Regions from separate parts of the Homo sapiens genome. Here region 1 is linked to region 2. A link is an interaction called in ENCODE POLR2A ChIA-PET data of the cell type or tissue named here. Cell type or tissue: GM12878. All regions are shown on one strand. Each heading gives the region's core, and the rest is flanking DNA. Links, peaks and the distances in the headings are about the cores only. Region 1 has its middle 120 kb from the start of TEX13D. Region 2 overlaps XIAP (X-linked inhibitor of apoptosis).

Region 1 (12,567 bases), core at 3,277-7,276, 340 kb before region 2:
GCCACAGACTAGAAGAAAATATTTGCAAATCACATATCTGATAAGAGGCATGTATTCAGAATATATAATTAACTCTCAAAACTCAATCATAAGAAAACAAACAACCCAGTTTAAAAATCGGCAGCAAGGATGAATAAGTTCTAGAGATCTGCTGTACAACATAGTGCTTATAGTTTACAAGACAGTATTGTGCACTTAAAAACTCAAGATGGTAGATCTCATGTTAAGCATTCTTACTACAAAAAAAGGGGGGAAATGCAAGAAAATTTTTGGTGGTGATGGATATGTTTATTACCTTGATTGTGGTGATAGTATCATGAGAGTATGCATATGTCCAAACTCATCAAGTTGTATACATTAAACGTGTGCAGTTTTTATATGTCTATTATACCTCAATAAAGCTTTTAAAAAATGGGCAAAAGATTTGAATAGACACTTCACCAAAGAAGAGATACAGATGACAAATAAGCACATGAAAAGACACTTCACATCATTCATCATTAGGAGAATGCAAAGTAAAAACTACATTGAGATAAAATACACATCTATTAGAATCGCTAAAATTAAAAGGAGTGACATTATCCAAGTATTAGCAAGGATGAAGAGCAACTAGAATTTTTATGCATTGCTTGTGGGAGTTCATAATAGTACAGCTGCTTTGGAAACAGTTTAACAGTATAGAGGAGGAAAAATAATCTCTTTCTCTACCAATTCTAGTTTCATGGCTGAGACCCCTGTAACAAAAGCCAGATTAACAAGAGAAAAGCAAACAAGTTTATTTAATATAAGTTGTACATGACAAGGAAGGCTTCGTCAAGAAATGAAGACCCAAAGAAATAGTTAAACCCGAGTATATTTCATAGTAGGTTTGATGAAGAGTGGACAATCACGGAGAAATATGATAGAAAGACAAAAGGGTATGATCTAATGGTAACAAACTGGGGGAAACTTTGCAAGCTCTGTTTGTTCAGATTTCATTCTGTGTCCCTTTGTCTTCAGAGATAAGGCTGTTCCTTTCCTCCAAGTATAGGGAAGGCACCTCTCACATGAAGGTCCTATGACCTATTTCAGGGGAAGAGCAGAAAACCTAGGAAGGATTTTGTTCAAAAGAACAAAGTTGGAGGGCCTACAACTTTGGATTTCCTTCCTAGGTTTTCTGACCTGCTTCAGAGGGAAAGGGCAGGGGGAAGATGGGAGTGACTTTCCCATTTCTGCTGTTTTCTCAAATGCAAAGATGCCATATTTTGAAGTAGCATGTACTGAACCCCATTAGCAGTTTTTTATAAAGCTAGAGATACACTTACCATATGACCCGGTAACCCAATGTCTAGGCATTTACCCAAAAGAAATGAAGATACACATTCACACAAAAGCCTGTAAGTAAATGTCTATAGCAGCTTCACTAATTATCACTCAAAGCTGGGAACAACCCAAATGTCCATCAGCTGGAGAATGGATAAACAAATTGTGACACATCCATACAATGGAATATTACTTGGCAATACAAAGGAATGAACTAACACATGGATGAATCTCAAAAGCACTGGAGGTTAAGGCAGGAGGATAGCTTGAGCCCAGAAGTTTGAGACCAGCCTGGGCAACATGGCAAGACTCTACCTCCACCAAAAAAAAAAAAGTTTAATTAACAGGGCATGGTGCCATGTGCCTGTAGTCCTAGCTACTCAGGAGGCTGAGATGGGAGGATTGCTTGAGCCCAGGAGTTGAAGGCTGCAGGGAGCTATGATTCTGCCACTGCACTCCAGCCTGGGTGACAAGAGTGAGACCCTGCAGAAAAGAAGAAAGAAAAGGAAAGAAAGAGAAGAGAAGAAAAGAAGAAAGAAAGAGAAAAAGAGAAGGAGAGAGAGAGAAAGAGAGAGAAGGAGTGACAGAGAGAAAGGGAGAAAGAGTGAAGGAGAGAGAGGAGAGAGAGAAAGAGAGAAAAGAAGTGACAGAGAGAAAAGGAGTGACAGAGAGAAAGGGAGAAAGAGTGAAGGAGAGAGAGGAGAGAGAGAAAGAGAGAAAAAGGGAAAGAAAGAAAAGACAGAAAGACAGAAAGAAAAAGAAAGAGAGAAGGAGACAGAAAGAGAGAAGAAAGAAAAAGAAAGAAAGAAAGAAAGAAAGAAAGAAAGAAAGAGAAAAGAAAGAAAGAAAGAGGAAGGAAAGAAGGAAGAAAGGAAGGAAGGAAGAAAGGCGTTATGCTAAATGAAAGAAGTCGACCTAAAAGAGTATATATTCTATGATTCCATTAATATGACATTCTGAAACTGCAAAACTGCTGGAATAGAAGATAGATCAGAGGCTGCCAAAGGTTGTGTATGGAGAGAGCAGACTGACCACAAAGAAGCACAAGAGAACTTATTGGGGTAATAAAAATATCCTGTCTTGATTGTGTTGGTGGTGACATAATAGGATATGTTTGTTGAAACTTATTTGCACTTTTAAAAGGAGAATTTTACTGTTTGAAAATTATACCTCAATAATCCTCACTTAAAAGAAGTTAATCCTATCTGTGAGCCTGAGGTAGAGAGGAGATCTATGAGGCTTTTCTTCCTTAATTTGCCTTCCATAATGATGGTATGCATGGTTGAGAGGAGTGTCTCACATTCATGAAAGACCTCCGTCCTTGCTTTGCTTGCCAGAATGCCAACTACATGGGAAGTTTGCCTTTTGGGTAACAGTAGGGCAAAGTGGATGTAGGGAAGAATGAGGGAAAGGGAGGAGAGTTAGCATTGCATAGCAGTTTAGAGCACAGATGTTGATAACAAGACCGATGTGGGTTCAAATTCCAGCTTTGCTATTTCTGAGCCGTGTGACCTTGGGTAACCTACTTAGTGTCTCTGAGCCTCGGTATCCTCATTTCTAAGACAGGAGCAGTAATACCGAGCTATCTCCCAGGGTCCCTGAGCAACTCAAATAAGCTAATATATGTGAAAGTATCTGGCACACATGTATAACACATGTGAGAGGGGATAATAAAAGAGGTAATGAATGTGAAAGTACTTGATAGATGATAACCATTCTTATTCCTAAATCAAAAGATGATCTGGGGTAGAAGGAGAGCAGTCTGGCTGATAGGAAAGATATGTGGGCGGTGTTGATGCCTCCCACCTGCAACCACATACAACTCTACTCTCCACTTCTGGCATTACCCATTTAGTGGGTGACCTACATTCCGGAATTTCCAGGACAGCCACAGATCTAGTCCTTCCCCTCAGGGGACCACGTGTCAGAGTTGGGGAAAGAGAGGGACTGTGGTCAAAGAACATATTCCTGGCCTCCCTGACCTGCACCCTCTGCATTTCTCTCCTTTCCTCTACTCGTCTTCAGTGGGGATTTGCTCAGACTTCTTTCATGTGAAATCAAACAGAACTAGAAAGGTAAATCTCCTGGGTGCAAAAAAAGGAAACAAAAAATCACCAGCTCCGTACAATACATTTGAACACCAAATAGAAATGGTTGAGAGATCACTGCCATTCTAGTTATCTGTGACACCCCTCCCCTCCCCACCACATCCCTTCTCCCGTCCTCCCCCATCCTCTCCCCCATCCTTTCTCCAGAGGTGGCTAGAGTTGAAAAAACATTTGTCTCTCAGCTGATCATCTGGGACTGAGGAGAAAGAGGAGAAAGCGAATGAATTATTTAAGTTCTGCAGTGTGTGTGTGTGTGTGTGTGTGTGTGTGTGTGTGTGTGTGTAGGGGGTTCAGCACCCCCCCCCTTTAATTAATGAACAATCTGGCCCATTGCTCCTCCCGTAAGTATGCAAAATAACTTCTTCATTTGAAATCCCTGTTGTTGAATGTACTCCTTGGGCACAATCACATTGCCGCCCCTTGTTCTGCATAAGAAACCGCTGTTTCCAAGATAAGAATCTTTTCATTTAGCTGTCATGAGCTCATCCTTTTTCCTGTGCATTGTGGCTCCTTCTCCTTTGAGTCAATACCCAAACAATGACTGCCTGTGCTCTGGCACCCTCCTACCCCCAGCCCCGGAAGACAGAAGGCTGAGGCCTCCGGAAGCCTGCCTAGGCAGGCAACCCAAATTCTTTTCAGGCCTCAGATGTCAAGAGGGCAAGCAATAAGAAGATCTGAGACCCCTGAAAATCTACTGGCTTTAAAGTAGACCCTGGGAAAGAAACTCTGAATAGTATGATGTGTGTGGTAGGGGGCGGACAGGCGCTGCCCTGAGATCATGAACTTAAACAGTCTGGGAAATGTAAGGAGAGGGAATAAGGACCCACAAATGTGCAAAGCTGCTGTGTCTCTCTTCCTCTGTCCCTGATCAGCAGACTGCATCCTGTCCCTGCCCTTTGGTTTGGAACAACCACGCCCACAGCAGAAACCACACAATGGCACTTGCACTCCAATGAGAAACTAGAGAGGCCTCAGATTCTGTGGAGTCCAAACCCTTTCCTCATTCTGTATGCGGGTAAATTGAGGCTTAGGGAGGGGAAGCAGCTTGCCTAACAGCACTCAGATCGTTGAAGAGGTGGGTGCTAAAACTCCAGACTCATGCTGTTTATTCTACCACACATGGCTGCCTCTGGAGGGAATCAATAACATTTGTGTACAAAGCACTGAGGAAAAAGACAAGATAGGAGATTAAATTAGATCACAGTAAGCTACAAAGCCTATACAAACAGTAGGGGTTTTATTGCTAGCTTCCTCATTTATAGGCATTGTTTTCAAAAGATCCAGGAGAATAACAAAACTTAACCTTTACCAGTGAAAAAGGACTCTGCAGAAGGCAGTGAGTTTCCAAGACAAAATGTATGTAGTCACTTTACCTTGGGGAATGGGGCTACGTGGTCACATCAGCTCAGCACTCGCTCATTATTTCCACTTTGGGGAGAGGAAATAATGCACCAAAGAAGCTTTAATTAAGCTATAGGTAACTAACATGTGTCCAGCAGGAGGCCTGGGGCACTGAGGCCCACAAGAAATAAGAATAAGAAAGGTCCTGCCTTTAGAGAGGTTATAAGCTGTTCGATAAGCTGTCTGGTCTCTGCAATTTGATCAGAAGCCCCTTCAGGGCCAAGCCCGTGTATCCCTGGTAACTTCCAGGAGAGGAAAGAGTTCCCAGCAGGCGCCCCCTTGCTGATTGGCTGGTTAAGTGGCTAGAAAAGACCTCTCACGCTGATTCTGTTGTGTTCCCAGTGCAGCTTTTTCTCCACGTTTGGTGTAAAGGAACCTTTATTACATTTCAAACAAACGGTTCCCCTGTGGCCCTGAGAAAGCTCCAGTGATTCCCAGAATGTCTGGCCACCTGTGGCCTTCAAGGTGGCGGAGAGCATTTTCCTCTTAGCCACCAGAAGAAGTAATGTTTCAATGCCAGTAATGATGTTGCTAAGAAAAACCACAGTCAGAAGGAAAGTTTTCCCTCACCCTCCCATCAGTTTGGGGGCAGTCAGAAATCTCACATCCTAGATAGAAAAGCAGCAGAAGAGGAAGTAGGAGACTTGGGTGCCCATCCTAACTTGGCCCCTTATTAGTGGTTAGACTTCAACAAATCACTTCTATCTCTTGGCCTCAGTCTTTTCATCTGTAAAACGAGGGCATTGACTTGAGCAAAGTTTCCCAAACTAAGGTTTGGAAGTCTGAATCTTTTCAATTGTGGGGTTGGAGTGAGGGGTAGATATAATATAATAAAAGAGATACTTGGTAGCAAAAAGACAAGAAACAATGGACTGGATGAACATTTTTTGTTATAATATTTCATGATTCCAGGAAATCCAGTTTTTGTTCATGGGATTGGCTTTAAAATGAAACAGGTGTTTGTTATTTAAAACAACTTCACTTCCAATTAAATTGGGCAAATTGAACACATGCACTTATCTGAGCTCCTTCCTGAGATCCCACAAAAAAAGAACAGGGGATTAAAAGGCCAAATGCAGTGAGTACAAAGGAAAAAGGGGGAGAGGCTATAATAAGCAAGAAGCACACACGCGTGCATGCGTGTACATGTGCAAATATGGAAACTAGAGAATGGCTAAATGAGTGGTTTAGCAGATTAGAAAAAGCCAAAACCCAAGGATGCGGTTTATACTCCAAACCTCAAAAAGCTCAGGTTTTGAGGGTACCAGTTATCTCTGAAAGTGGGAGTTTTGGTATGGAGTTGAAAACAGGATGATAGATTGAACATGATGATAAGAAACAGCCCCCAAATCCCTCCCTCCATCCCAGCAGGGGAGAAAACATTTAAACCAAGCACAGCTGAGGGCCCACTGAGAAGCTATGTTGAAAACTGGGATTAAGTTGGAGTCTGCCTTCTGAACATTGAGACCTCCAGTCCCCATCCTTGACTCAGTTCCCAAAATACTGACAGCCAGGTTACACATGCCAAGCGGAAGATTGGAAGATTCCACTCTGGGAAACTGACTGAACCCAGAGAAATAATTCAGATGATACTGAAGAAGCAGGCAGGATGTCAAATGATGTAGGGTTTTGTAGGCCATATTATAGTTTTTGGATTTAGCCTAAGGACCAGAAAGTCATTCAGGGGTTTTAAGCAGGGGAACAACATGATCGAATTTGCATTTTTTAAAGATGAAAAAGGAGCTAGTGTGGATTTTCAAAAAGTGAAGACCCTGTACCACATTTTGACCAGTTTCAGAGAGGAGGGGAGCTGTGCAGAGATGTGCTGGAGGAGTGCCTATTGGTGACCAAAGACATGGGATGCTGAAGCGATACAGAATGCCACCTGGAAGTTCGTTGGTAATGTGCCTGATCCTGTTTGAGAATGTAGATCACTGGTGGTGGGGTGTTGAAGTGGTAGGTGGGAGAGTAGACTCATGTGGTTTAGAGACTGTTTACATTAATTGAGCAAATAAGTGAAGATTATATTGAAGATAAGTGGCAGGCTTCTCACTGTTGGAGAAGATACTAAAAACAGAAAGGAGGAAGACCAGACCGAATGTTAACATTCTGGGTTGAAATTGGAGGTTTGGGTATAAATTCATGTTTTAAATATATATACTCAGAGAGATATAAAAATAGTTATAGATGTACATATGTGTATATATGCACATGTATGTATTAATATATACATACATATATTTTCCAGCCCTGTCTGCTAAGAGCACCTGCAAGCAATAATAGCCCAGCAGCAATGAGCCCACCAAGAGCTCAGATAATAGTTTTCATATACCACCCTCCACTAAAGAAAAAGTGCTCAAAGAATAATGGGAACAAGTCAAAAGGACACCGAGACCACCTTGAAAGGGGCTCCCAGTGGTCAAATCTGGGAAAATTTGAGCATCAAAATAAACGTTGATAGTAATGGATCGCAACCAATTATACAAAATAGGACTCCATGAGTCCATATTGACATACATACATACATAAATAATAAATAAATAAAGGATAGGGCAGACTATATCTACAAAGATACCCACCACAATATATTCTATCCTATAGGCTGTTCTTACAATGTGATGTTAACAATCTTCCCATCAAGTGGTAAGAGCTATGTCCCCATCCATTGACCCTAGATGGATATTTATGACTGCCTCAACCAACAGAATACAATGGAAATGAAAGCTGTGTGACTTCTGAGGTTGTATTAGAAAAAGGCCATGCACTTCCACCTTGCTCTCTTGGGATACTTGCTGTTAAATCTCAACCCCAATGCTGGGATGAAATCAAGCAGCTACATAGCAAGGCCTCATGTGAGGGTTCTGGCTGGCAGCCTCAGCTGAGGTCCCAGTCAAAAGACAGCAACAACTAGTCAGTCATGTGAGTGATGAACCACCTTGGAACTGGATCCTCTAACCCCAGCTGACTGCCCCAGCTAAAATATCACCTTGCCTAGATTGCAGATTCATGAGCTAAATTCTTGTTGTTTTAAGCCAGTAAATTTGGGTCTAGCTTGATGTACAGCAATAGATAACTGGAACAGAGGAGAAGCCCTTCTGTTCCATACAGTAGAATGCCAACTAATAAGTGTAGAAAGATTGATGGGAATGAGAATCAATATTTGGCCACCATAACATAACTGAATTAACTGCCTGGTTGATTCAGGCAGTTAAGGGTGGTGGGTAGAAGATCGATGAGAAACAGGATGTTGGCATAATCTGGGAATATCTCCCCACAAAATACTGATCAATTACAAAGAGAAAAAAAAGGGACATTGTTATGCTAGAGAAACCTGCAGACACCAATATACCCCGTGATTAGAGTTAACACTACCAGTGACAGGATAGGTTGGCATTGTGTGCTCTCTGATGCAATGCACCAAGAAGAACACAGCATCATTTCTAGGGTATTCCTGCCAAGAAAATGTGGCCTGAGTCTAGTCATAAGGAAACGTGGCTCATCCTACAAAATGTAAAATCAGTAGTTGCTAAAACTGTTGAGGACATGAAAGACAGGAAAAATCTATGGAACTCTCTCCGATTGAAGGAGCCTGAAGAGATACGACAACTAAATACTAGATGGACACTGATGACAACTAATTGCTGGTAACTAAGTGTTCCTGGATGGAATCATGGACCAGAAAGGAAAAGGAGACATTGTTGGGACAGTTGGCAAAGTTTTAATTGGGTCTGCAGATTGAGTGGTAGTGTTGTACCACTGTGGATTTCCTGACCTGGAGAGCTGTATGCTGGTAGGTTAGGAGAGTGGACTTGCTAGGGGAAAGACACACTGGAATATTTAAGGATCATAGAACATCATGTCTTCAGCTTACTCTCAAGTGGTTCAGAAAAAGACTAATGTGTATATATATATACACATTAATATAATAATGTTTATATATTATTTATATATGTAATAATGTTTATATATATATGAGAAAGAGGGAGCAAATGCAGTAAAATGTTAACAAGAATCTAGGTGAAACAGATATGGAAGTTATTTGCACTGCATTTGTAACTTCTCTGTAGGTTTGAAAATATTTCAATATGCAGTATTTTTTAAAACCACACAATTGCTTATTTTACCAAACCATTTCAGATCAAAGACTCATTGCTTAATTTCAACTACTCAACCAATTTTATTCTTCAGGGCAAAGGGGTAAATATACGGCATGCATAACCCCAAACCACAGATATGCAAATCACATTGCAAACCAGGCCCCAATTCATACTAATTCATCAACGTTTCCATGCCTAGTGCTACATCAGCACTCTCAACTCCAACCAAGATACCAGGGTTCACCAACTTCACTTGCAACATTGCAGGTGCTCATTGCACAAAACAGCCCCACCCTCGATATGATGTAACAAAAAGGTTCTCCTTTGTGGTAATAGTCTTTATCTATCATCTGTAAGTTTGGCAAAACTGTAACATCTGTCTCTTATGCCCTTCCCTTTTATTTTCTGCATGGCTCTTCCTTCTGTCACCTCATTTTCTGCTCCTGATGCCCTTATGGCTCAGGTGGTTATTTGTGCTCTTGTAGCTAACATCTTACATAGAAGGCCTGCCCTGTCTTCTCTCGAGATTGTCCTGGTCCACAAACAGATAAGTTTGACTACATGGATATTCAAATAGTAAGTAACTATACAAAAGAAATTCAACAATATTAATAATTAAATAATACAAATTAAACCCCAATGTAGTTATTAGTTTTAAATTAGTACCAGTCTTTACAGCAGCATGATGGTAATATATATTGAGGATCATGAAACTATTCATGCCTTGTGTCATGCATTTTGATACAATAATCCTACTTTTAGAGTAGTTACCAGAAACATTATTCAGAAAATAAAGTGTTATTTATAATGTTGAAAAGATGCAAGTAATATAAGTATGTGATGTTCATGCATTTTTTTCAACAAATAATTACTGAGAACTTTCTATGACCAAGTATCTAATAGAATAGAGCAGTGTTGAAGTGTTATGACAAATCAACACGATGAAATGTTGTATAACCATTAAAATACTAAGTAGAATCACTCATAGAAAAGTGTTTATGGAATGATGTCAAATAGAATTCAAAACTTTATAGACACTACATAGACTATGTACAGACTATAAATTATAATAAATAATATAAAACTGTGTATGGACTGTAAAGTATAAAATTTAAAAATTGTATAGGCGCTATATAAAACTGTACAAGGTATAAATTAAAATATAATAAACTTTGTTAGGTGCTTAAGTATCTCATTTAAATGCTCACAGAAACTCCAGTGTTATTGTCCCCATGGTACAGATAAAGAAACTGAGGCTCATGGGGATTATAATACAACACTAGACTGCGAGTTCCACAAACTAACATTTTTGTCTGTACTGTATCCCGTGTCCAGAACAGTGCCTCACATATACCAGACACTCAGTAAATAGTTCTTGACTACCTGAAGTGGCTGAGTCATGATTGGGACCCAGTTCCCTATCAGAGCTAATACTGTCATTCAAATAAACTAGATCCATCAGGACCTCAGAATGAATTCAGAGATGGGCTTAAAGAGTTTCAAGTTCTTTGCTGGGTTGCAAGAGCCTCATGTCCTTTCCTCTCCTTTCCTTTCTCTTTTACTGTCTGCCCTCTGGTGGAGATACTAATGAGTAGCAGAAGTCACGGAAGAAAGGGCCAGGGTCATCAATGACTGCACAGATCACTTATGTCTTACCTGTATGTAATTAACACCTGTTCTCTAGTTTTGTCTGTTCTCTAGCTGTAAAAACAAGTGGACATATTTTCACCAAATTTGAAGGTTATTTTCAAGATGGTCTGGCTTAAAATACATCATATTAGCACAATTTACTTTGGGGATGCTGTAGGGCACATTGATTATTTTTTTCCTTGCATTGAGCTTTGTGGCCCATCATTTTATGGATTTGTATGAGTTAAGAAACTTACACTTTTTGAATTTTTCTAAAATATCACAGATTAAAGAGAATATTCAAAAATTTCATCAATTTTTCAAAATAACTTTTTTCTCCACACAATGAATAAATTTAAATGCTACAAAATTTGTCCCAAAGATGAAAATATCTTAGTTTCAAATCACCAAGAGTATTTGTTTTCTTTTACCAAGAATAGGAAGTCATAACCAATAGTATTTTAAATTAGAATTTTTATGGATCTGGAAACCCAATTTTAAAGGGACACCCGTGCAAGGGCCAATTGCAAAGACAGGCTCTTTCAAGGGCAAATAAAATTGCAGTAAGAAGAATGCTTGGAGGAAGATGAGAAGAATCGTGTTCTTTCACAGGCAATTGAAACCAAAGTTCAGTTCAAAGAGACATTTGGCTGCTGATCAGGAGATACATGAGATATGAATTCAGATGCTTCTGTAAGAGAAAAGAGTGCTTTTACATTTGAACTCCAAATCAATTATGCCAAAGAATCTACACTAGTTCTATGTCTGGAATCTGAAAGGAGAGTCTAAATGTTTCAAGAGAAAGGTCATGTTGAAACCAATTACTAAGCCCCCAAAGTTACTAAAATTGTTATTAATGGAGCAGTTTCCACAATTCCAATAATTTAAGACAAGATCAGAGCTTAAACTGTGTATGTCAACGGGGTACAATAGGAATCAGTATTTAATTCTCCCAAACCACTGGTTCCTTCAAACTACTGCTTCATCTTTTAAAGGCCGTAAGTACCAAGTGAATATCTTTTTCACCCATGGCTATTAATAAGTCCCAAATGCAAATGCCTCAAATAATTGGCATTGGTTTTTGATAGAGCTGCTTCTCACATAGGCAACACTATGTAATGTGTGCCTGAGTGGTGAGCAACAAGGATTTACCCAAATTTACTCAGGAGTATAACAATAACTATGACCTCTAAAGAAACTTGTTACAAAGTTGGAAATTATTAAAGCTCTGAATTAATTCAACTAGACAAAATCATCATAATGTTAACGTTAGTGTTTTTATTGTTTCTATTAAACTTTATTTAATGATAGTTAATTATTCTCCTGTGGAGCACTGGGAGTCTCCTAGAGTCTCTTTTTTTTCTTGGCACTTATAATGAAGGCAGAGAGTTAACTCCCAGTTTTCTTTCTTATTGACAAAAGAGATCAGCGCATTAAACACTTGGAAAGCCCTCCCCGGTGACTAGTACAGCCCTTGGCAAATAGTAAGTACTTAATAAATATTTGCCAAATGATTTAATGAACCACCCTTATATGAGTTGGAGTTTTTTGGTTGTGACAAAACCCAACTCTGGCTAACTTAGGAAAAGAGGGAATTTATTTGAAGGCTACAGGGCAGCGAACAGGTTTAAGAAGAGACTGGAAAAACCAACTCCTCAGAAACCAAAGCAGAAACCAGGGAGCTCCAGAAGATGTAGAGCAAGAACTGCTTAACACTTTATGCGGTCTTTTTATTACTCCATTCATAGATCAAATTCAAGAGGAAGCTTCTAATTGACCTAGCTTGGGTCCACATCACTACTCCTACACTAGGAGAGGGCAGGGTATCTTGATCAATATTCCTACCAGAATTTATCCAGGGTCAAAAAAAGAATCTTCCCAAAGGAAATGGGCATGCTTCTGCCAAAAGAAGGTAGAATGGATACAGAACAGGAAGGAAGGAAGGAAGGAAGGAAGGAAGGAAGGAAGGGAGGGAGGGAGGGAGGGAGGGAGGGAGGGAGGGAAGGAGGAAGGAAGGAAGGAATTTTTCT
Region 2 (12,567 bases), core at 4,957-8,956:
AGTGTTGGGATTACAGGCGTAAGCCACTGTACCTGGCATACTTTATTTTCATTTATTTATTTATTTATTTATTTATTTATTTATTAATTATTATTATTTTTTTCTGAGATGGAGTTTTACTCTTGTTGCCCAGGCTGGAGTGCAATGGCGCGATCACGGCTCACTGCAACCTCTGCCTTCTGGGTTCAAGTGATTCTCCTGCCTCAGTCTCCCAAGTAGCTGGGACTACAGGCGCATGCCATCACGCCCAGCTAATTTTTGTATTTTTAGTAGAGACGGGGTTTCACCATGTTGGCCAGGCTGGTCTTGAACTCCTGACTTCAGGTGATCCACCCACCTCAGCCTCCCAAAGTGCTGGGATTATAGGCGGGAGCCACCGCGCCCGGCCATACTTTCTTTTTAGTATGTTATTTGGGCCACCAATATTGTCCTTACTGTTTCAAACTGTGAAATTTTAAAACAAGTTATGTTTCAAGTATTAGTAACATTAAAGTTCTACATAATGAAATTGTAAGTTTCTCTAAGTTTATAGCTACATGACACTAAACAAACCTTCAAGATTACTATATGATGGTACATAAATAAAATCTTTCGAAATAACCAATATTTTATAGGCATTATTCAATCTTAAAATAAATGGGTCAAATATATAATGGTATAACTTTTTAAAATATCTTTAGAAGCAATCACTCCAATGGCCCTTCCTGAAATGTCTACCACAGTCCATTTGAAAGTACTCATATGGCCGGCGCAGTGGCTCATGCCTGTAATCCCAGCACTTTGGGAGGCCAAGGCGGGCGGATCACAAGGTCAGGAGTTCGAGACCAGCCTGGCCATGGTGAAACCCTGTCTCTACTAAAAGTACAAAAATTAGCCAGGCATGGTGCATGCACCTGTAATCCCAGCACTTTGGGAGGCCGAGGCGGGTGGATCACCTGAGGTCAGGAGTTTGAGACCAGCCTGACCAACAGGGAGAGACCCTGTGTCTACTAAAAATACAAAATTAGCCGGGCGTGGTGGCACATGCCTGTAATCCCAGCTACTCAGGAGGCTGAGGCAGGAGAATCGCTTGAACCCGGGAGGTGGAGGTTGTGGTGAGCCTAAATCACGCCATTGCACTCCAGCCTGGATAACAAGAGCGAAACTCTGTCTCAAAAACAAACAAACAAAGCTATTGTGAAGCTTAGAGAAAATGCATGAAGTATATGTATTGAGCACTTATAGTAAGTGCTCAATAAATGATGGTTAATATTACTATTAGACCCATTTTGCTATTGGGGATGTCTACCATCTTTTGCAAGTTATCTACTTCCTAAAAACAATTACATGAAGAGAAGCATGACTCATAATATGGTAGTCTTTTTCACATAAATTCAGTAGTTACATTACAGGTTCAACATAAGAGTTCACGGAATAATACAGATATATATATAATCATGCCAAGTTATACCTAAATATTTACCAGTTCAGGGGGCTAAGGGCATCTATTTACTTTTTATGAGCCCTGGCATACTTGGGAAGCTATTTATTGGTTTTATAATAAAGTTTACCTAAAGCATAAAATCCAGCTCTTGCAAGCTGCTCCTTGTTAACTGAGTATATCCATGTCCCAAAAGTAAAGATCCGTGCTTCATAATCTGCCATGGATGGATTTCTTGGAAGATTTGTTGAATTTGGGAAATTCCTATCAGAACTCACAGCATCAGATTCACTTCGAATATTAAGATTCCGGCCCAAAACAAAGAAGCAATTAGGAAAGTGTCGCCTGTGTTCTGACCAGGCACGATCACAAGGTTCCCAATTTTTCAGTTTTCCACCACAACAAAAGCACTGCACTTGGTCACCAATACCTGTGTAGTAGAGTCCAGCACTTGCTAACTCTCTTGGGGTTAGGTGAGCATAGTCTGGCCAGTTCTGAAAGGACTTTAATCTAGCTTCTTCACTATACATGGCAGGGTTCCTCGGGTATATGGTGTCTGATATATCTACAACCTGCCCAGTTCTCAAAAGATAGTCTGCATGTGTCTCAGATGGCCTGTCTAAGGCAAAATGATCTCTGCTTCCCAGATAGTTTTCAACTTTGTACTGACCATTCTGGATACCAGAATTTGTAGACTGCGTGGCACTATTTTCAAGATAAAAGCCGTTGATAAATCTGCAATTTGGGGATACTTTCCTGTGTCTTCCAACTGCTGAGTCTCCATATTGCCATCTATCTACAGCTGCATGACAACTAAAGCACCGCACGGTATCTCCTTCACCAGTATAAAGAAACCCTGCTCGTGCCAGTGTTGATGCTGAAACAGGACTACCACTTGGAAAATTAGCAAAAGTTTTTAATCTATTAAACTCTTCTACAAATTCTTCTTCCTTATTGATGTCTGCAGGTACACAAGTTTTAGATCCTTCAAAACTGTTAAAAGTCATCTTCTCTTGAAAATAGGACTTGTCCACCTTTTCTAAAAAGAGAACATTATATTAGGAAATCCAAAATGTGAAACACAAGCAACAGACTTTTGTTATAGGAGCTAACAAATTATCCACTTATGACATAAAAATAACTACACGACCGCTAAGAAACATTCTAATTCTAAATACTAGAGTTCGACATTACCACATCATTCAAGTCATAAAGTAAAATCTAGCATTTTTGTTTTCTCTTTTTGAGGAAAGTAATATTTAAGCAGGCAGAATAAAACTAATAATTTTTAAATGCTTATTTTACATAAATATGTAAACTGTGATGCAGAATATATTATAATTATTAACCATGTCAAATCATTAATTAGGAAAAACATGAAAGCATAAAATATGCAGATTATTAAAATCTATGCATAATTGTTATAATGAATCATTATATATTCAAGGCATCAAAGTTGTTTTTACAAGTTAAAAAATGTTCAGAATGTTAATGAATTAATTTTTAATATCTCTTTGCTTAGCAAAATATGTTTTAATCATAATATTGGTTCCAATGTGTTCTTTAAGAGTATGAAATATTTCTGATTTTCATGCATGAATGAGAGCCCTTTTTTTGTTGTAACTGGATAATTACAGATATATATGTAACACTGCCCTCTAGAGGGTGGCTCAGGAAAAATTCTAAGTACCTGCAAACCTTAATTGCTGTTACTTTTTTTTTTTTGCCCATGACATACATGTGCCCTGCAGTTACTTTTGCTATTAACTTCCCTTGGTCAAGTAACAATCTGTTCAAATGGAAGATAAGTATTGCTGCAGTCTTATTAGAGCTGCCAAATTACAGCTGGTAATTTTAACCCAGATAAAATACTAAAAGGAACCCGTTAGGTTATGAGAAGGGTATCAATTATTAGAAAGATAATTTATCCTCCAAACCTGGACACTTCTCAAAGTGAAAAATTACACTAGTAATAATCACACTGGGACAACAGGCATAAATCAGGGTTGCCCCAGGCAAACTAGAGTATATGGTAACCCTAGTTATGAGGCAAACCTGGTTCTCCAGAATCTCCCACATTGCCTGATAACATGCTCAATATAAACTTGTCAAAGGCAAAATAAGAGAATGGTAACAATGACTCTGTCTCTATATTATGCGTGCATTAATTGATTTTTTTTTTTTTTGAGATGGAGTTTTGCTCTTGCTGCCCAGGCTGGAGTGCAATGGTGTGATACTGGTTCATGCGACCTCCGCCTCCCAGGTTCAAGCAATTATCCTGCCTCAGCCTCTCAAGTAGCTGGGATTACAGGCATGCGCCACCATGCCCGGCTAATTTTGTATTTTTTAGTAGAGACGGGGTTTCTCCAGGTTGGTCAGGCTGGTCTTGAACTCCTGACCTCAGGTGATCTGCCCGCCTCGGCCTTCCAAAATGCTGGGATTACAGGCGTGAGCCACCGCGCCCTGCCATTAATTGATTTCTTGAGAAGAATTAGCCAGCTCTTTTGCCTTTATGTTGACACAATATGCCTTAAAATTTAATCTCTTTTGGAGTAATGTTCAACACAAAGCAAGCTGGCAATGGACTTCAGTCTTTCCTGGCCATGTCAATTTATAGTGGTATTAACTCATATACCTCAACAGCTGAGTTATATCTGCATAAAACTTTTGGAATATAGTCTCCATGACTTTTGATGAATTATCATTTCCTATATGTCTGAAAACATTCCAACATTAGCTTCAAGGCCCTTTGTTGAATCAGCACAATAAACTGGATGACAAAAATCAAGATTCAAAGAAACCAAGGCTGATCAAACTCCTTGTTCTACTCTTTCCCCCCTTCTCACTCTGCACTTGACTAGTCTTAAAAAAAACAGCCGGGCATGGTGGTTCACACCTGTAATCCCAGCACTTTGGGAGGCCGAGGTGGGCAAATCACCTGAGGTCGGGAGTTTGAGACCGGCCTGACCAACAGGGAGAAACCCTGTCTCTACTAAAAACACAAAATTAGCTGGGCGTGGTGGAGCATGCCTGTAATCCCAGCTACTTGGGAGACTGAGGCAGGAGAATCGCTTGAACCCGGGAGGCAGAGGTTGCAGTGAGCTGAGATCGCGCCACTGCACTCCAGCCTGGGCAACAAGAGTGAAACTCTGTCTCAAAAAAAAAAAAAAAAAGAAAAGAAAAGAAAAGAAAAAAACCAAGGCTACCTGATAGGCTAATGAGATAAAATTTAATAGGGATAAGTATAAAGTCTTACATCTGGTTTTTAAAAAATATCTGGTGCATAGGCCGGACACGGTGACTCATGCCTGTAATCTCAGCACTTTGGGAGGCCAAGGTGGCCGGATAACTTGAGGTCAGGAGTTCGAGACCAGCCTGACCAACATGGTGAAACCCCCACCTCTACTAAAAATACAAAAATTAGCCAGGCGTGGTGGCAGGTACCTGTAATCCCAGCTACTCGGAAGGCTGAAACAGAAGAATGCCTTGAACCCGGGGAGCGGAGGTTGCAGTGAGCCAAGATCATGCCACTGCACTCCATCCTGGGCGACAGAGCGAGGCTCCATCTCAAAAAAGGCCGGGCGTGATGGCTCACGCCTGTAATCCCAGCACTCTGGGAGGCTGAGGAGGGTGGGTCACCTGAGGTCAGGAGTTCGAGACCAGCCTGACCAAAATGGAGAAACCCCGTCTCTACTAAAAAAAAATAAAAAAGAAAGAAAGAAAATTAGCCAGGCATGATGGCGGATGCCTGTAATCCCAGCTACTTGGGAGGCTGAGGCAGGAGAATTGCTTGAACCCAGGAAGTGGAGGTTGCAGTGAGCTGAGATCGTGCCACTGCACCCCAGCCTGGGCGACAGAGCGAGCGTCTCAAAAAACAAACAAAAAAAATCTGTTGCATAACTAAAAGAAGATTGAGACTTAGTTTAAGAAGAAATCACTTAAAGGCAATCCTCCAGATTAAAACCTTGGGATTTTATTTAATTACAAATTCATCATAAGCCAACATTACAAGTCGACTAAAAAACTTACAGCAACTTCAGACTGCATTAGTGTCCAGATGTGCAACATCCAGATCCAATTCAGCTACCAAGGGATATTATTTCCAGTTCCAAATACATTTTGGAAGGGACATTAACAAAGTTTAACATCCTTAGGGAGCAATCGGGATGATAAAAATGATACCATATGAGAAATAGTTGGAATAGCGAAGGATATTTATCTCAAAGGGTGGAAAAACTGTGAGGGGAAGGGTAGAGAGGATAGACTAACTACCTTAAGATATCTAAAAGATTATCATGTAGAAAACAGATCCAAATTTTATATAGCTTGAGGGCAGAATTAAGGTCATTAAATACAACTGTAAATAGTAGATTTTAACCCAAGGATGGGCTTTATAACAATCGATGGTAGCACCAAATGGATTGGGTTGCCTTGTAGATTATGAGTTCCTCCTATCACTTAAAGGAACTTCAGCATGGACTGGGAGACTGGGTTAAACCTTTCCAAGTCTATAATTATCCTGAAGAATTAATGCTCAGTATAATTCAAAACACATGAGAATTGCCTTCCCTGAGGTGTTAAATTTTATTTCAAGTCAATCAAAATAGATGTAAGTGGCCAGGCACAGTGGCTCACGCCTGTAATCCCAACACTTTGGGAGGCTGAGGTGGGTGGATCACTTGAGGTCAGGAGTTCAAGACCAGCCTGGCCAACATGGTGAAACCCCATCTCTACCAAAAACTACAAAAATTAGCCGGGTGTGGTGGCACATGCCTATAATCCCAGCTACTTGGGAGGCCAAGGGACGAGAATCACCTGAACCTGGGAGGTGGAGGGTGCAATGAGCCAAGACTGCCACTGCACTCCAGCCTGGGTGATAGAGTGAGACTCTGTCTCAAAAAAAAAAAAAAAAATAGAAGTATAAAATCAAAGATATTCTCATTTCACAATTTTGTGTAGTTCAAGTAGTCACCCTATTTCAGAAAATATTAGATAAAACCATCATTCAACATGAGCAGGAGAATCTCAATTTGAAGCTTTTGAGTGGAGATCTTATCTTCCCAGAGGTTGTTTCCATGCTAATAGTTCAGATTTCACTGTTTTGAAAAGTAAATATTTATTTAGAAGCACTCAAGTGAACAATATATACACATTAGCAGAGTGTGAGCTTTTTGAGAAGGAGGAAAACCAGAATTACCAGAGTTTAAGAGTGAAAGGTGGAAGGATGACTGATGAAAGACAGAAACCTTGGGTTTGGAGGAAGGCACCAAACAAAAAGGGTAAGATAGGGTAAAAAAATATAGGATCTAAGTGAAATGGAGGTGGGGAAAATGATACCACAGAAAACAAGTATATATGGAGCAGATGAATTGAGAATATAGAAGAAAATAGGGTATGAATATTAGACAAGGGTGACAAAAAGGTTTTTGAAGTGAAAAGGTGTGGGTGCAATAAAGTATGCTGGGATAATTTAAGGCTTCTCTGTGAAAGCATCTTCAGGCTTTGTACTGGGTAAGTGGAAAGGCAGGAAGGCACGGAAAGAGAAAAATGTCAAAGAAAGCTTTTGGTATAAAGGGGCTGGGAAGTCAGGAATCTTAAGGGTAACAGTAGTTGGGAAAATAGCACTATGGAAGCAAAAAATGGGACAAAAAGGACCAGCAAGCAATGGTGCATGTTTAAATGAAGGGTTTGGGAGATTCTACAATGGTGATATGTAAGGTTTTACAGTATACATGTATGTACATACATTTAGTCCAGTCAACTGCGTAAAGAGAGCCACCAGGAGGTGCCAAGGAGAGGAGGTTGACAGCTAATCTAGCGAGAATGTGGGAATGTGGAGGTGGGGGATACAGAGACAAAGGCACATACAAAACCCTGGTGTCTGTATACGACACAAAAGTTTCTATTTCTCCCTTTTTTTTTTTTTTTTTTTGAAACAGAGTTTTGCTCTTATGGCCCAGGCTGGAGTGAAATGGCGTGATCTCAACTCACTGCAACCTCCGCCTCCCAGGTCCAAGCCATTCTCCTGTCTCAGCCTCCCAAGTAGCTGGGATTACAGGCGCCCGCCACCACGCCTGGCTAATTTTTTTATTTTTAGAAGAGATGGGGTTTCAACATGTTGGCCAGGCTGGAATTGAACTGCTGATCTCAGGTGATCCACCTGCCTCGAACTCCCAAAGTGCTGGGATAACAGGTGTGAACCACTGTGCCAGGCTGCTTTTTTTTTTTTTATTAGGGTTTTCTTTCTTTTTTTTTTTTGAGACAGAGTTTCACTCTTGTTGCCCAGGCTGGAGTGCAATGGCACGACCTCGGTTCACCACAACCTCCGCCTCTTGAGCTCAAGTGATTCTCCCACCTCAGCCTCCTGAGTGGCTGGGATTACAGGCACCCACCACCACACCCGGCAATTTTGTATTTTTAGTAGAGACAGGGTTCCTCTATGTTGGCCAGGCTGGTCTTGAACTCCTGACCTCAGGTGATCCGCCCGCCTCGGCCTCCCAAAGTGCTGGGATTATAGGCATGAGCCACCGCGCCCAGCCTTAAGGTTTTCTTTTTTGAGACGGAGTCTTGCTCTGTCGCCCAGGCTGGAGTGCAGTGGCGCAATCTCGGCTCACTGCAACCTCCGCCTCCCGGGTTCAAGGGAGTCTCCTGTCTCAGCCTCCCAAGTAGCTGGGACTACAGGCACGTGCCACCACACCCAGCTAATTTTTTGTATTTTTAGTAAAGACGGGGTTTCACTGTGTTAGCCAGGATGGTCTCGATCTCCTGACCTCGTGATCCGCCCGCCTCGGCCTCCCAAAGTGCTGGGATTACAGGCGTGAGCCACTGAGCCCAGCCAAGGTTTTCAAATACGTAGAATAAAGGTTATTTTAATGGGGAAAAGGATATAAGGTAGAATGCACGCCAGATTACCACTGTATGAAAATGTATACTTATAGACAAGACTCGGAAAGTAATATTAAATAAATCGAGAAAATGTTAAGGTGACGGGATTATAGGTGATCTTTTTCTCCAGAATGTCTTTAATAATATTGTCACTTAAAACCTCTCTTTCTGGCCAGGCGCGGTGGCTCACGCCTGTAATCCTAGCACTTTGGGAGGCCAAGGCAGGCGGATCACGAGGTCAGGAGATAGAGATCATCCTAGCTAACACGGTGAAACCCCGTCTCTACTGAACATTCAAAAAATTAGCTGGGATGGTGGCGGGCGCCTGTAGTCCCAGCTACTCGGGAGGCTGAGGCAGGGGAATGGCGTGAACCTAGGAGGTGGAGCTTGCAGTGAGCCGAGATTGTGCCACCACACTCCAGCCTGGGTGACAGAGTGACTCCATCTCAAAAAAAAAAAAAAAAAAAAACTCTTTCTGTGGTTTTGTCAACCACAGAAAAAGGCTATATCCAGTCACTGCTATGCCCTAAGACTTCAGACCCGTGTCTTCAATCATAGATGTGGATGTTCTCCCAGGAACTAAGCATCCCCTAGGACTCTATATCCAGGATGGTTCTAGCCTAAGGGAGACACCACATGGCTTAGAGAGCATCCCAGGGATCTTTTATATCCTGGCTTGTTCCAGGCCTGGCTCACAGCACAGAACTATGAACTGTTAATGATGAAGTTTTTAGAAGTTGATGGTACATAAGTTTCAGGGAAGCATCTCAATCAAGTAAACAGACATGATGAGTGCAAACAGCAGCCACCTCATCCTAACAGTGAGACCAGCAACCAGGAGAATAATGTTACTGGGAACAGTCAGACTTCTGGTAGCTCCAGCCAATCTGCTGATAATAGCCTTCTTGCCTAACCACAGCAGATTGAACCAAACTTTGAGCCAAAGGATGAAGACAGTGGGGAAGGTGACAATATTATTTAAGATAATGGTGTGCCACAGAAGACTGCTAAAGCCATTCCTACCATCAAAAGCCTGGAATCGTTAACATAAACAGAACAAACTCATTCTTGAGTCTCGATAGAATGATTTTACTTCTTCTAATTAAGTGAATTTAGCAGTAGTACAAACATAGAATTTGAAACATATGCTCCAGATCAAAAACTCTTAGAAGATGGAACTATCATAACATTATGAAACCATCATTTGAATGTTTTCTGAATGAGGATGTCATAGGACTTGTAAATTTGGGTAGTTTAAGAGCTTTTAAACCTCTGAGCCAACGACCCAGAATAAGCATGAGAACAATAATATTACAAGTTTGAAATGTTATTAAAATAAATAGAAACAGAAAGTAGATTAGTGGTTGCCTAGGGCTGGGGAGGGGGAAATAGGAAGTGACTACAAATGGTTACTGGGGTTGTTTCTGGAGTAATGAAAATGTTCTAAAATTAGATTGTGGTGATAGTTGCACAACTCTGCATATACTAAAAGCCACTGAACTATATACTTTAAATGGATCTTATGGTATATAAATTTTATCTTAATAAAGCTGTCAAAATGTTATTAAAATAGTAGTTTGGTAACTGCATAAACTTTGGTGGATCAGAGGTGATTTTAAGTCTAAAACAAAGAGGCTTTTGCTAATGAAATTACGTGCTTTTGATATGGAAAATGGGATGTTAGTACATTTTCAGAACTAGGTGAGAGGACTAAGTCATTTCTGTTTGAAGTGGTTACATATTTAACCTGTTTCACAGAGCCCAGTGAATTTTTCCTTTAACTATATTCTTTAAATTCTTTTTTTTTTTTTTTCTTTGAGACGGAGTCTCGCTCCCAGGCTGGAGTGCAGTGGCGCGATCTCGGCTCACTGCAAGCTCCGCCTCCCGGGTTCACGCCATTCTTCTGCCTCAGTCACCCGAGTAGCTGGGACTACAGGCGCCCGCCACCACGCCCGGCTAATTTTTTTGTATTTTTAGTAGAGACGGGGTTTCACCGTGTTAGCCAGGATGGTCTCGACCTCCTGACCTCGTGATCCACCCGCCTCAGCCTCCCAAAGTGTTGGCATTACAGGTGTGAGCCACCGTGCGTGGCTATATTCTTTAAATTCTAATGAGAAAAAGTTTGATTCTATCTCTTGGTACTGGAGGACCTCAGTTCTTATGTTCCCAGTATTCTTATTTCTAATGTTGTTCTTCTGTTGCTAATTGTAACAAATCACTTTCTGGAATGCTTTTAAGAAATTAAGCCAATTACTATTTTTAGGAGTTGCTTTCCATGTTATGAAGCACTTGAAGCTATGTTCCTGAATTACAAAATTCTCTGACAGTTGTTCACATTGGTGTTTGTACATCCTGTAGCTTATATATTTAAAAACTAATTCCAAACAGGTATAGTTTGTGTTGTAAAAAGCAGTTAATGGCCGGGCGTGGTGGCTCATGCCTGTAATCCCAGCACTTTGGGAGGCCGAGGCAGGCGGATCACTTGAGGTCAGGAGTTTGAAACCAGCCTGGCCAACATGGCGAAAACCCCATCTCTACTAAAAATACAAAAAGTAGTCAGGCGTGGTGGTGCATGCCTATAATCCCAGTTACTCAGGAGGCTGAGATATGAGAATTACTTGAACCCAGAAGGCGGGGGTTGCAGTGAGCCCAGATCATGCCACTGTACTCCAGCCTGGGTGACAGAGCAAAACTCTGTCTCAAAAAAAAAAAAAAAGGCAATTAATTCACTGACTCTGGTAATATGAGACTCTCTCCTTTAACATTCTTGTATTTACTCCTAATTTCACTAGAAAGCATTCCCTGTGTTTTGTGTGTCCATATGTACATTGGAATGCTTTTGTACTCTTTTAATGTATTCAAGTAGTGTGAATGTTTTTGATAAAAAATGTACCAAGATTAAAAGATTTTTACACATGGAACAAACCTGTGTATTTTTTCATACAACGATTTTGGATTTTCTTTAATGGGATTATTCTAGGAAGACTGCCTAACATTGATAGAAATATGTGGTATTTACCACTGATGGGTAGAGTTTACTCATATTATTTTCCTTTTTATTTATTTATTTATTTATTTAAAAGACAAGGCCTTGCTCTGTTGCCCGAGTTGGAGTGCAGTAGTGTGATCATAGCTCACTGTAACCTCGACCTCCTGGGCTGAAGCAATCCTCCCACCTCAGCCTCCTGAGTAGCTGGGACTATAGCCACATGCCACCATGCCCTGCTAATTTTAAAAAGTTTTCTTAGAGATGTGGTTTCTCTATGCTGTACAGGCTGGTCTGGAATTCCTGGACTCAAGCTATACTCCTGACTTGGCCTCCCAAAGTGTTGTGATTATAGGCGTGAACCACTGTGTTTGACTAGTTTTTTACTATTATGAACAATGCTGGAGTGAATGACCTTCTATCTAAACCTACTTATGTAATGTTTGCTTTTCACACCAATAATAGATGGCCTCAAACAGGGCAGTGTCCTGTCACTACCTCCATTTAATCTATCTTGTTTTTGACTAGTAATAGTCTCAAGAAGCATCTGACTAAAGTAGTTGGAAAAAAAAAAAAAGCAGCATGAGGTCACATGCGGTGGCTCACCCCTGTAATCCCAACACTTTGGGAGGTTAAGGCGGGAGAATCACTTCAGCCCAGGAATTTAAGACCAGACTGGGCAATGTAGGCCAAGGAATTCCAGGTTACAGTGAGCTGTGACTGCGTCACTGCACTTCAGCCTATACAACAGGTCAAGACACTGTCTTAAAAAACAAAAAAAGTAGTATGAATACACTTATAAATCTATAAGAAGGCTGGGTGCAGTGGCTCACACCTGTAATCCCAACACTTTGGGAGGCCGAGGTGGGTGGATCGCTTGATTTCGGGAGTTCAAGACCAGCCTGGCCAACATGGTGAAACACCGTCTCTACTAAAAATACAAAAATTAGTCAGGCGTGGTGGCACATGCCTGTAATCCCAGCTACTCGGGAGGCTGAGGCAGGGGAATCGCTTGAACCTGGGAGGCAGAGGTTGCAGTGAACCGAGATGGTGCCACTGTACTCCAGCCTGGGCGACACAGCGAGACTCCGTCTCAAAAAAAAAAAAAATCTATAAGAAAAAGATTAATACGTTGATAGAAAACAGGCAAATTTACAAGTGGGAAATATTAATGGTCAACAAACATATGCAACAATGTTAAACCTCATTAATAATCAAAGAAATAAACACTTTAAAAGATAACATTTTTATCCTATTTGGCAAAGGTCAACATTAC

Evidence for each region. ChIA-PET counts read pairs that join two places held together with the same protein. Peaks named below come from ENCODE experiments on the same cell type or tissue, not always from the same donor. Only the 100,000 strongest peaks of a DNase experiment are listed, where the experiment ranks them.
Region 1: POLR2A ChIA-PET joins it to region 2 with 11 read pairs; 1 of 35 experiments calls an interaction of 5 or more read pairs at or near these places.

The regions. Positions count from the first base shown.
Region 1 is chrX:124,209,435-124,222,001 of GRCh38, reverse strand. No RefSeq gene overlaps it. Among named protein-coding and RNA genes, the nearest start is that of TEX13D, 120 kb to the left of the region's middle. RefSeq lists an enhancer at 3,265-5,025. In GM12878, for the core only: no CTCF peak of the experiment used is centred there; no DNase peak of the experiment used is centred there; H3K27ac peaks cover 368 bases.
Region 2 is chrX:123,875,523-123,888,089 of GRCh38, reverse strand. It overlaps XIAP (X-linked inhibitor of apoptosis), which reads right to left. Exons shown (of 7, transcript NM_001167.4): 2 at 1,551-2,459. The coding sequence starts at 2,427. It also overlaps the pseudogene PARD6BP1. Among named protein-coding and RNA genes, the nearest start is that of XIAP, 22 kb to the right of the region's middle. In GM12878, for the core only: no CTCF peak of the experiment used is centred there; no DNase peak of the experiment used is centred there; H3K27ac peaks cover 118 bases.